Regions from separate parts of the Homo sapiens genome. Here region 1 is linked to region 2. Evidence: chromatin contacts called from ENCODE Hi-C or POLR2A ChIA-PET data. All regions are on one chromosome and are shown on one strand. The core of a region is the stretch at or near the end of the contact, and the rest is flanking DNA. Distances in the headings are between cores, read along the strand shown.

Region 1 (4,398 bases), core at 1,199-3,698, 36 kb before region 2:
TTTTCTATCAACATGATTTTCTAAAAGGATGATACCCAAAAGTAAAATGAGTCATCTCATGTAGCAAAATAATTTTTTTCTATTAAGCTCTACTCTTCAGAATGGTCCAGGTGGTTTCCTACCACTCAGACAGCGGCAACAGTTTTCTGCTCTAAACAGAGCTAATACCAAGAGAACAGTCTTGTTTTTTACTTTTGAGAATCTAAGCAGGTATTTGTAGATCTGTAGCAGAGTCAATAGTCTAAAAACCAAAATGCTTTTGATTTACAAACACCAGGATCCCAAAAGAGAAAATTTATTTTTATTCTAAAATATCAGCTTTACATATTAAGGAAAAATGCTGGAAGGCAGGGGTCTATCCATAAATAAATTGGGAAAATAATGCTGAAGATGTAGGAGTATCCAAAAGAGGATAAAAAATTTTACCAGAGAGATCCGGAGGGGGTATAAGTGGTGCATAGATGCTTCCTGGCTCTGAGTCCTGGGGTCAGGGGGTAGCCCGTACTAAAACCGCATGTAGGTTTGGGAAAACCCAAAGATCAGGAGAGTCACTGCCTAGCTTCCCGGTTATATTCAGAGAGACTGCACACTCAGAAAGAACTCTCCCATCCAAACTGGTACCTGAGGAGCAGAGCAGCCATGGCCACGGGAGGTGCACAGGCAGATGGCCATGAGGGAGCCTTGCCGAGGCCTGCCCATCACCTGTGAGATGCAGGTGCCACTGAATGTGTTCTATGCCCCCAGGAGAGAAGCAGAAACAGCTGGAAGGGCTGGAAGACCAGCAGAAGCCTCACAGAATGACAGGCAGATGCTGGCAATGGCTGAACAAGGACTGTATGTCTGAGACAACCCTGGGATCCAGAGAGTAGGTAAAGATGCAGGGGATGCAGGGAGGTAAAGAACAAGACCAGGCCTACCCAGTCCTATGGAGCAGAGGCCAGCAAGGGCAGAAGGCCGGAACAGCTGGAACATCCCTCCCCAGGGCCAGGTTCCGTACACAGCACATCCCTCTGCCATGCTGCCACGCAAAGAAGGCTTAGCCTTCCAAGAAGGGAAGGAGATAATAGGGAAGGGACATAATCATTAACTGGTGGGATTTAAATCCTGGAATAACTGTGTCACAGAATTCTGAGAAAATCGTGTTACCCTAAATCAACAAAATCAAGTTTCCCACTTCCACTTGGGCTAAATTCATTGAGAGGGTATTAAATTGTTTCCCCATTCCTGATTTTGTGCCTGTTACTCTCAAAATAAAGGAAGGTTGACTGACAATCTATTAGCAGAATGCTAAGAAAATGTCTATTTCTGCTGACATCAAACATTAGGGAAACTGAAGATAAACACTGGCAAAGCACCCACAGATAGGATAGCGTATAGCTTGTTAACGTTCATATGAGGTCACCTGCAGCTGATCACTAACCTAATTCACAAACATTCCAAAAAATTAAATGAGTTAGAACTTTCCTTAGGGAATGGGGCTGAGGGTGCAAGAGATGCAACTAAGGACTAGTATTTTTAACCATGTGGTTAAAAAATATTAAAAACAAATATAGATACTCCTTCAAGTCAAGTATAAATCATCCCATTGCTTTTTTGTTATGGAGTCTTTAGGCTTAGCATTTATAAAACACCTTCAATGAATAGCAAACTATTGAGAAACAACAAAAAGAAACAAAACAAAATATTCTCCTGGAATCCCTCTTCACACCTACAAGGGCATCAACATTAACTCAATATTAACTTTTTTTCCTGTTCAGTCCCTACCTCACCCTGACATCCTTGCTCTGTTATAAAGTCAGACTACATTTATCTGGTTTCCATGAAGGAATGTGCAAATTGATCTCGTGATTCTTTTCTAAGATCCCCATCTCACCCCCAGTGTGAAAAAAAAAAAAAAAAGCCTAGGGGTCCAGAGATTCTAAAATCAAATTTCTCCTCCACCCCACCCTGAATGGGAAACAATGTTTATGGGGTCCTCCATATTCTACCCATGCAGGTATCAAAGAGTTTTCAAATCAGTAGCCAATGCTGTTGCAATGCCGTGGATCAGCCCTCTTGTGGGATAATCAAGCATTGAAAAATTGAAGTTATAAAACCTAGTAAATTTGTCAGCCTTTCTGTCGTTCCTTACTTCAGATTAGTTGTCTGTCCTCTGTGTCGTTCAAGATTGTAGAAAATGGAAACCACCATAGTTATTTCAAACAGGAAGGGCCTTAATACAAAGATTTAGATGCTTAAAAATAATTGGAAGTTGCTTTGTATTAAAATATTAAACTCCCTTTATACCCCTCCCAAACTTCCTTACATGACTCCTATTTTTCTTAAAGCTCATTTTTATACATTATTTTGGTATAAAACTTCTGTTTATTACTTCTACTGGTATTTATCTGTTCAGTGCTCATGAACTGAGCTCCTGTTTTGCATTAGGCACTGTGCCAGGAGTAGGAATGTGTTTCCATGCCAGCAAATTCTAGCAGGTGGGGATGGGTGCCAAATTTCCAGAGTTAATATTATACCAGTCCCAGAGAATGTGCTTAATTTTTGTTATATTTCCCAGTCTGCACTAAATTAACTTAATTATAATTATAGGTGCACACTATTTTTAAAAAACAGAAATAAAAGTTATAGGGTGATTATACCGTTTAAAATGTACTATTTACACTACAGCTTTTTAAAAAAATGATTGGAAAGACTGGAGGAGCAGAATTGGAGATCTCAGCTAGACTTTTGACCTCAAGGTCACACCACCATGTCTGCAATTTCAAGATGAGGAACCTACTTCCACAACATCCAGCCTTACTGCCAATGTCACAGCTGTCCCTTCCTCTCCAAGATGGTGGCTGAATTGTAAATCATGACTGTGGGTCCTTCAAAAACTCATGCCCACATCAGCTGCCACTGCCACAAGGATAAAGGTCTTCCTCCCTTTCTGCTTTCCAAATGTCTCAAGAGGAAGTAAGATGCATCGAGTACCCTAATAGCAAGGGAATCTGAAGAGTTTCATTTTTAGCCTTCCCAAACACTGTGATGTAAGAGGAACACAGAAGGGAATGAAATGGGTGACAAATCTCAATGCATCATATCAAGCCCATCCCCAACTAAGAATGATTCATAACTTGACAAAACTGTGTAGATGCTGTGAACCTTTTGATGTGCAGAATGATAAGATGCCATTGATATATAAGTAATATGACTCTTCCCTGCCTCTCACTTTATTCCTGACCCTTACACAATTTCTGGCCCTCACACCTTTCCTAACCTTTATCCCATTCCTAACTCTCACCCCATTTCTGACCTTGACTTCATCCTTAACCTCACCTTCACTTCACTTTTAAATACTTATCTGAGTTTCACCCAATTGAGTTTCACCCAATCACTGTCCCTCACTCTTTCCCTGAGTCCCACTTTAACCCCCACTGTCTTGGTCCATATAGTGTTGCTATAAAGAAATACCTGAGGCTGGGTAATTTTTTTAAGAGACGGGATCTCATTCTGTCCCCCAGACTGGAGTATGGTGGCATGATCATAGCTTGCTGTAGCTGCAAACTCCTGGGCCCAAGAGACCCTCCTGCCTCAGCCTCCCCAGTAACTGGGGTTATAGTCACACACCACTGCAGCTGGCTAATTTTTTTTTAGAGATGAGGGATCTTGCTATGTTGTCCAGGCTAGTCTCGAACTCCTGAGCTCAAGCAATCCTCCCACCTCAGCCTCCCATGTATCTATGATTACAAGCACAAGCCTCTACATGGCTGGATAATTTATAAAGAAAAGAGGTTTATTGGCTTATAGTTCTGCAAACTGTACAAGAAGCATGGTGCCAGCATCTGCATCTAGTGAGGGCCTAAGGCTGCTTCCATGCATGGCTGCAGTGGAAGGAAGCTGGTGTGTGCAGAGAGAGATGTTCCCTGGAGAGGAGGCACCATGGCAAGGGCAAGAAAGAAAGGAAGGAGGTGCCAGACTCTTTTAAACAACCAGCTCTCAAGGGAACTTACAAAGTGAGAACTCACTCATTGCTCTGAGGATGGCACCAAGACATTCATGAGGGATCTGTCCCCAAGTCCAAACACTTCCCACTAGACTCCACTTCTAAGATTGGAGATTGAATTTAATGATAGACTGGATAAATAAAATGTGGCACATATCCACCATGGAATACTATGCAGCCATAAAAAAGATGAGTTCGTGTCCTTTGCAGGGACATGGATGAAGCTGGAAACCATTATTCTCAGCAAACTATCACAGGAACAGAAAACCAAACACCACATGTTCTCACTCAAAAGTGGGAGTTGAACAATGAGAATATATGGACATAGGGAGGGGAACATCACACACCAGGGCCTGTCAGGGGGTGGGGGGCTAGGGGTGGGACAGCATTAGCAGAAATACCTAATGTAGGTG
Region 2 (4,276 bases), core at 1,606-4,105:
GGCCCTGGAGACGAGACTGTCAGTGCCTCAGCCCTATCATAGGGGCTTCCCCCTCTGTGTGTTGCAGCCCAGGGTCAACTGCCAGAACCTGCATCTGTTTGAGTGGACGGTTCCTCAAAGCAGCAGGCCACCCTGCCTGTGCTGATGGCAGCCAGGAGGGCTAGACAATGAGACCTCAGGCTAGCACCAACAGAAGTCGACGTATAACTACCGAGTGCCTATGCTGCTTGAGTGATGTAACTTTCAGACTCATGTTCCCACAATTTCCCTCTTCTGATTCATTTCAGGAGCCCATGGTGATAGCTCTGATTACACACCCTACATTAGCTTTTTCTCCCCACCTTACTTCTTCACTCTCCTAACCACTGTTTCTTCCAGCTAAGATAAACTAACTGCACCTGAATTCTTTTCTCAGATCCTACCTCTGAGAGGAAATAAACTAAACAGGTTCTCTTCAGCAAAAAGGAATTTCACTGGAAGGATATTGGAGGCTCAAAGAACGGAGGAAAATGAAAGCTCACAACCAGGCCTGGGAAATAGAACATCCAAAGTCCTGCCCTGGAAGAGCCAGTCCCCATGTCACTGTATCCCTCACAGAAAAGCCAAAGCCCAAGGTATGTGTCTGGTTTTCAGAGTCCAAGTTGCAGCCTCCCTCTGTATGTCAGTACAGGCTGGAAGACAGAAAAGGATCCCTTTGGATTCCAAGGTAGGAGGTGGGTGCCATCTCCCACCAAGACTGTGTGCTATGGGAAACACTTGTAGCATAGGCTGGGGTGCTCTTATAAAGAAGGGCTGGACTCCTGCAAGACAAAAATAAAGACACATGACCCCTCCAAGCCAAAAAAAAAAAAATCCCAAAACTAATGGCTTTTTTATTTTCTTGTATTCTCCAGGATCACTGTTAAGGAAGATTATTCACTGGCACTTGTGAAAGTATGATAAAGCAGAGTTTACTCAGGACAATTGCAATGAGTGTAAGGACGAATGCAATGGGATTTGCAGTGTGGAAGAGAGATTGGGCTCACCTCCAAATGCAGCATGGACCAGTGGGAATGTATGGCCAAGGAGCAGTGTGGGGGTCAGGGATTGAAAATTACTAAGAGGAAATATCAGGGGTCGGGGGATTCTGGCTAAACTGACCTAACAGGATTCTTGCTAAAGACAGGTCAGGGTGATCAGACAGCACCTGGGGAATGGTGGAGGATGCGGAACCTGATGAGATATCAAGGGTGATCAGACATCAAGGTAGGTAACTGACTTAACAGGTTCTTTGCTAAAACTGGATTTTGCAAGGAAGTGTACAGACAGGCCTAGGAGAAGGTTTGGAGTCTTAGTAAAGTTTGGATGAGCAAAGAATCTTTGTCATCATCAGGAGGATATAAAGCCACTGGCTGTTTTCTGCTGATGCCACCAAAATGACAATCACACCCTCTGCCCTCTGCTTACCAACATGTCTGCAGCATTCAGGCTTCATGGGAGTCAAAATGTTATGTTCCTTCTCAATCCGATACTGGTTTAACAGTTAATTTCTCTGACTTTGTAATCTCCATTGCGATCTGCTTTCTACACCTGCAAAACACATCATCTTTATCTTATGCTAGACACTCTGTTTCCCCCTTCCCCAAGTTTATTTATATTATTTTTAAATCATACTTTACTTTTCTCTTAGTTTTCCTGCTCCTACAAGATCACAAGGGTACAGAATTGAGATCCAAGAAGGCAATATAGCATAATAAGATTAACTACTACTTCTTGAGCTCTTACTTGCTAAGTACAAGGAACTGTTAAATACTGTGCATGCATTATCTCATCATAATAACTCTCTGAAGCAAGCATTATCAGCTCCATTTTAGAGATAATTAAACTGAATCTTTGAAAAACATTTAATAATTTATCTGCAGGCACACAGGTAGTAGGTAGCAGGGCTGGGACTTTAACCCACTTACTTAACTCTAAAGTTCACATTCCTAGGAAGTACTTATTCCACAGGCAAAACAAAAAATTTGGATTCAATCAGAACTAGGATTAAACTGCCGCTCCCATATTGAAGACCACCACAAAACAGGGGGGGCTCCCTGACTCCATAACCTTGCTGAATACTCTCTACCTTCTTTGTTTTGAAAAGTCATTGTCCAGGTTTTTCATTTTAACCATTTATCTTTTTTTTTTTTAATGAGACAGTCTCACTCTGTTGCCCACACTGGAGCGCAAAGGCATGATCTCTGCTCACTGCAACCTCTGCCTCCCGGGTTCAAACAATTCTCCTGCCTCAGCCTCCCGAGTAGCTGAGATTACAGATGTGCGCCACCATACTCAGCTAATTTTTGTATTTTTAGTCGAGATGGGATTTCACCATGTTGGCCAGACTGGTCTCAAACCCCTGACCTCAGGTGATCTGCTCACCTCAGCCTGCCATTTATCTTTTATTTCATTTTTTTGTTATAAAATATAAGTGCCTACTTTTGTTTTAACATATATTAAAAACTGTTTGGTACTACTAATAAATTAAGAAAAGTCCTGGCTGGGCACAGTGGCTCACGCCTGTAATCCCGGCACTTTGGGAGGCCAAGCCGGGGGTGGTGGCACATGCCTGTAATCCCAGCTACTCAGGAGGCTGAGGCAGGAGAATCACTTGAACTTGGGAGGCGGAGGTTGCAGTGAGCTGAGATCGTGCCGTTGCACTCCAGCCTGGGCAACAAGAGTGAAACTCCACCTCCAAAAAAAAAGAAAGAAAAGTCCCAACCAGTGGGATTTTCTATTTGAAACCCTAAAGGTGGGCTTGAAGTAATCATAGAAAGAACCCCAAGTATATTATTAACATTTTAGAATTAAAAGAATTCAGCCAGTCCAATCCTTTCATTTCACAGATGAAAGAGGGCCGGGAAAGTTAAGTGAAGGCTCCTTGCCAACAAAGGAAGTTGAGCCAAAACCAAGGTATTGTGATTCTGTCATTTCTTACTTTAACATATCTTATTATGTTAGCATACCTTATGTTATTAAGAACTTTGGGAATTTTGTTCCTAGTCTGAAGTGTGTAGAGGTATTATTCTGTAATAGTCTGTGACTTAATCTTCTAAATTTAACATCTTATCAAGCAAGTCATTTTAAAAAAACACGACTAAAAATAAATTGCAGGAAAATTTTTTTTTCGTTTTTTGAGACAGAGTCTGTCTCTGCGGCTGGAGTACAGTGGTGCAATCTTAGCTCACTGCAACCTCCCAGGTTCAAGCGATTTTTCTGCCTCAGCCTCCCGAGTAGCTGGGACTGCAAGGGTGCACCACCACACCAGGCTAATTTTTGTATTTTTAGTAGAGATGGGGTTTCACCATGTTGGCCAAGCTGGTCTCGAACTCCTGACCTCAGGTGATTCGCCCTCCTCAGCCTCTCAAACTGTTGGGATTACAGGAGTGACCCACCGTGCCTAGCAGAAAATAATTTTTAATACTCTCTTAGTCCCTTGGGTTCTATTTGTTTGATTTATCCTTTCCTAGAGAATCACTCATTTTCTTAGGAGTCCCTGTGTTTCATAGTCTCATTGTGAGCATGCACTCTTCTATTTATCAACGGGAGTTATTTTTAAGCTGCTAGAGTTACGGATATCAAACAGAGGCTTTGGTTGACACATCTTTTACACATCTGGTTACTGGGCTTTGGGGAAAGATTCACACTGTGTAAAATTTACATTGGAGTGGCTGTAGACATATTTTCCTCGCATAAAATCCTGAAGGCCTCTGGTTTCATGCAGCTATTCAAAGATGGTGAAGCAAAATAATGGATTGCTTTATTCTTTTGAACAAGAAAAAATCATGCAGACAGTTAAAAATCAAGACAAATAAACACAAATCGCAATACCTAAAGGGCTTTCTGTATTATGGAAGAAACTTTGTGCACACAATGCACAGAGCCTCAAGGCTGGAGTAATCCTTAAACCTCAGATGCATACTAGCCCCGCATGGATGTCACTATGGACAGGGCAAACATGCTGAGGACTGGCATGGAATTGGGACTCCAGGCAGCTTTAGAATGTTTAGGATTAAGGAGAGAAAGAGGGTGTTCTAAAATGTACCCAGGGCCAGGGCACATGCCTGTAATCCCAGCACTTTGGGAGGCCAAGACAGGAGGATCATTTGAGGCCAAGAGTTTGAGACCAGCCTGGGCAACATAACGAGACCTCATCTGTACAAAAAATAAAATTAAATTAAAATATTAGCTGGGTGTGGTGGCATGTCCCTATAGTTCTAGCTACTCAGAGGCTGAGGCAGGAGGATCACCTGTG

The links. A loop is a pair of places that touch in the nucleus more often than their neighbours do. ChIA-PET counts read pairs that join two places held with the same protein, here RNA polymerase II (POLR2A). Pooled maps may share reads with other maps.
Region 1: a loop to region 2 is called in a map of aorta, with 2.8 times the contacts of the local background. The contact joins the enhancer-like site here to the promoter of LINC02061 in region 2. A Hi-C loop is called at or near these places in 6 of 168 maps with a recorded cell type or tissue (Caco-2, Calu3, aorta and 2 more) and 4 of 50 pooled maps. POLR2A ChIA-PET finds 5 or more read pairs at or near these places in 1 of 52 experiments (H1).

What each region holds. Positions count from the first base shown.
Region 1 is chr5:32,685,706-32,690,103 of GRCh38, reverse strand. No RefSeq gene overlaps it. Among named protein-coding and RNA genes, the nearest start is that of NPR3, 23 kb to the left of the region's middle. Within about 2 kb of position 2,448, at least 3 of the 41 ENCODE cell types and tissues checked have a DNase peak (open chromatin) inside an H3K27ac peak, as active enhancers do; they include ascending aorta, where a contact is called at or near this core.
Region 2 is chr5:32,650,602-32,654,877 of GRCh38, reverse strand. It overlaps LINC02061 (long intergenic non-protein coding RNA 2061), which reads left to right and starts at 2,855. Exons shown (of 2, transcript NR_187557.1): 1 at 2,855-2,934. RefSeq lists an enhancer at 219-1,418.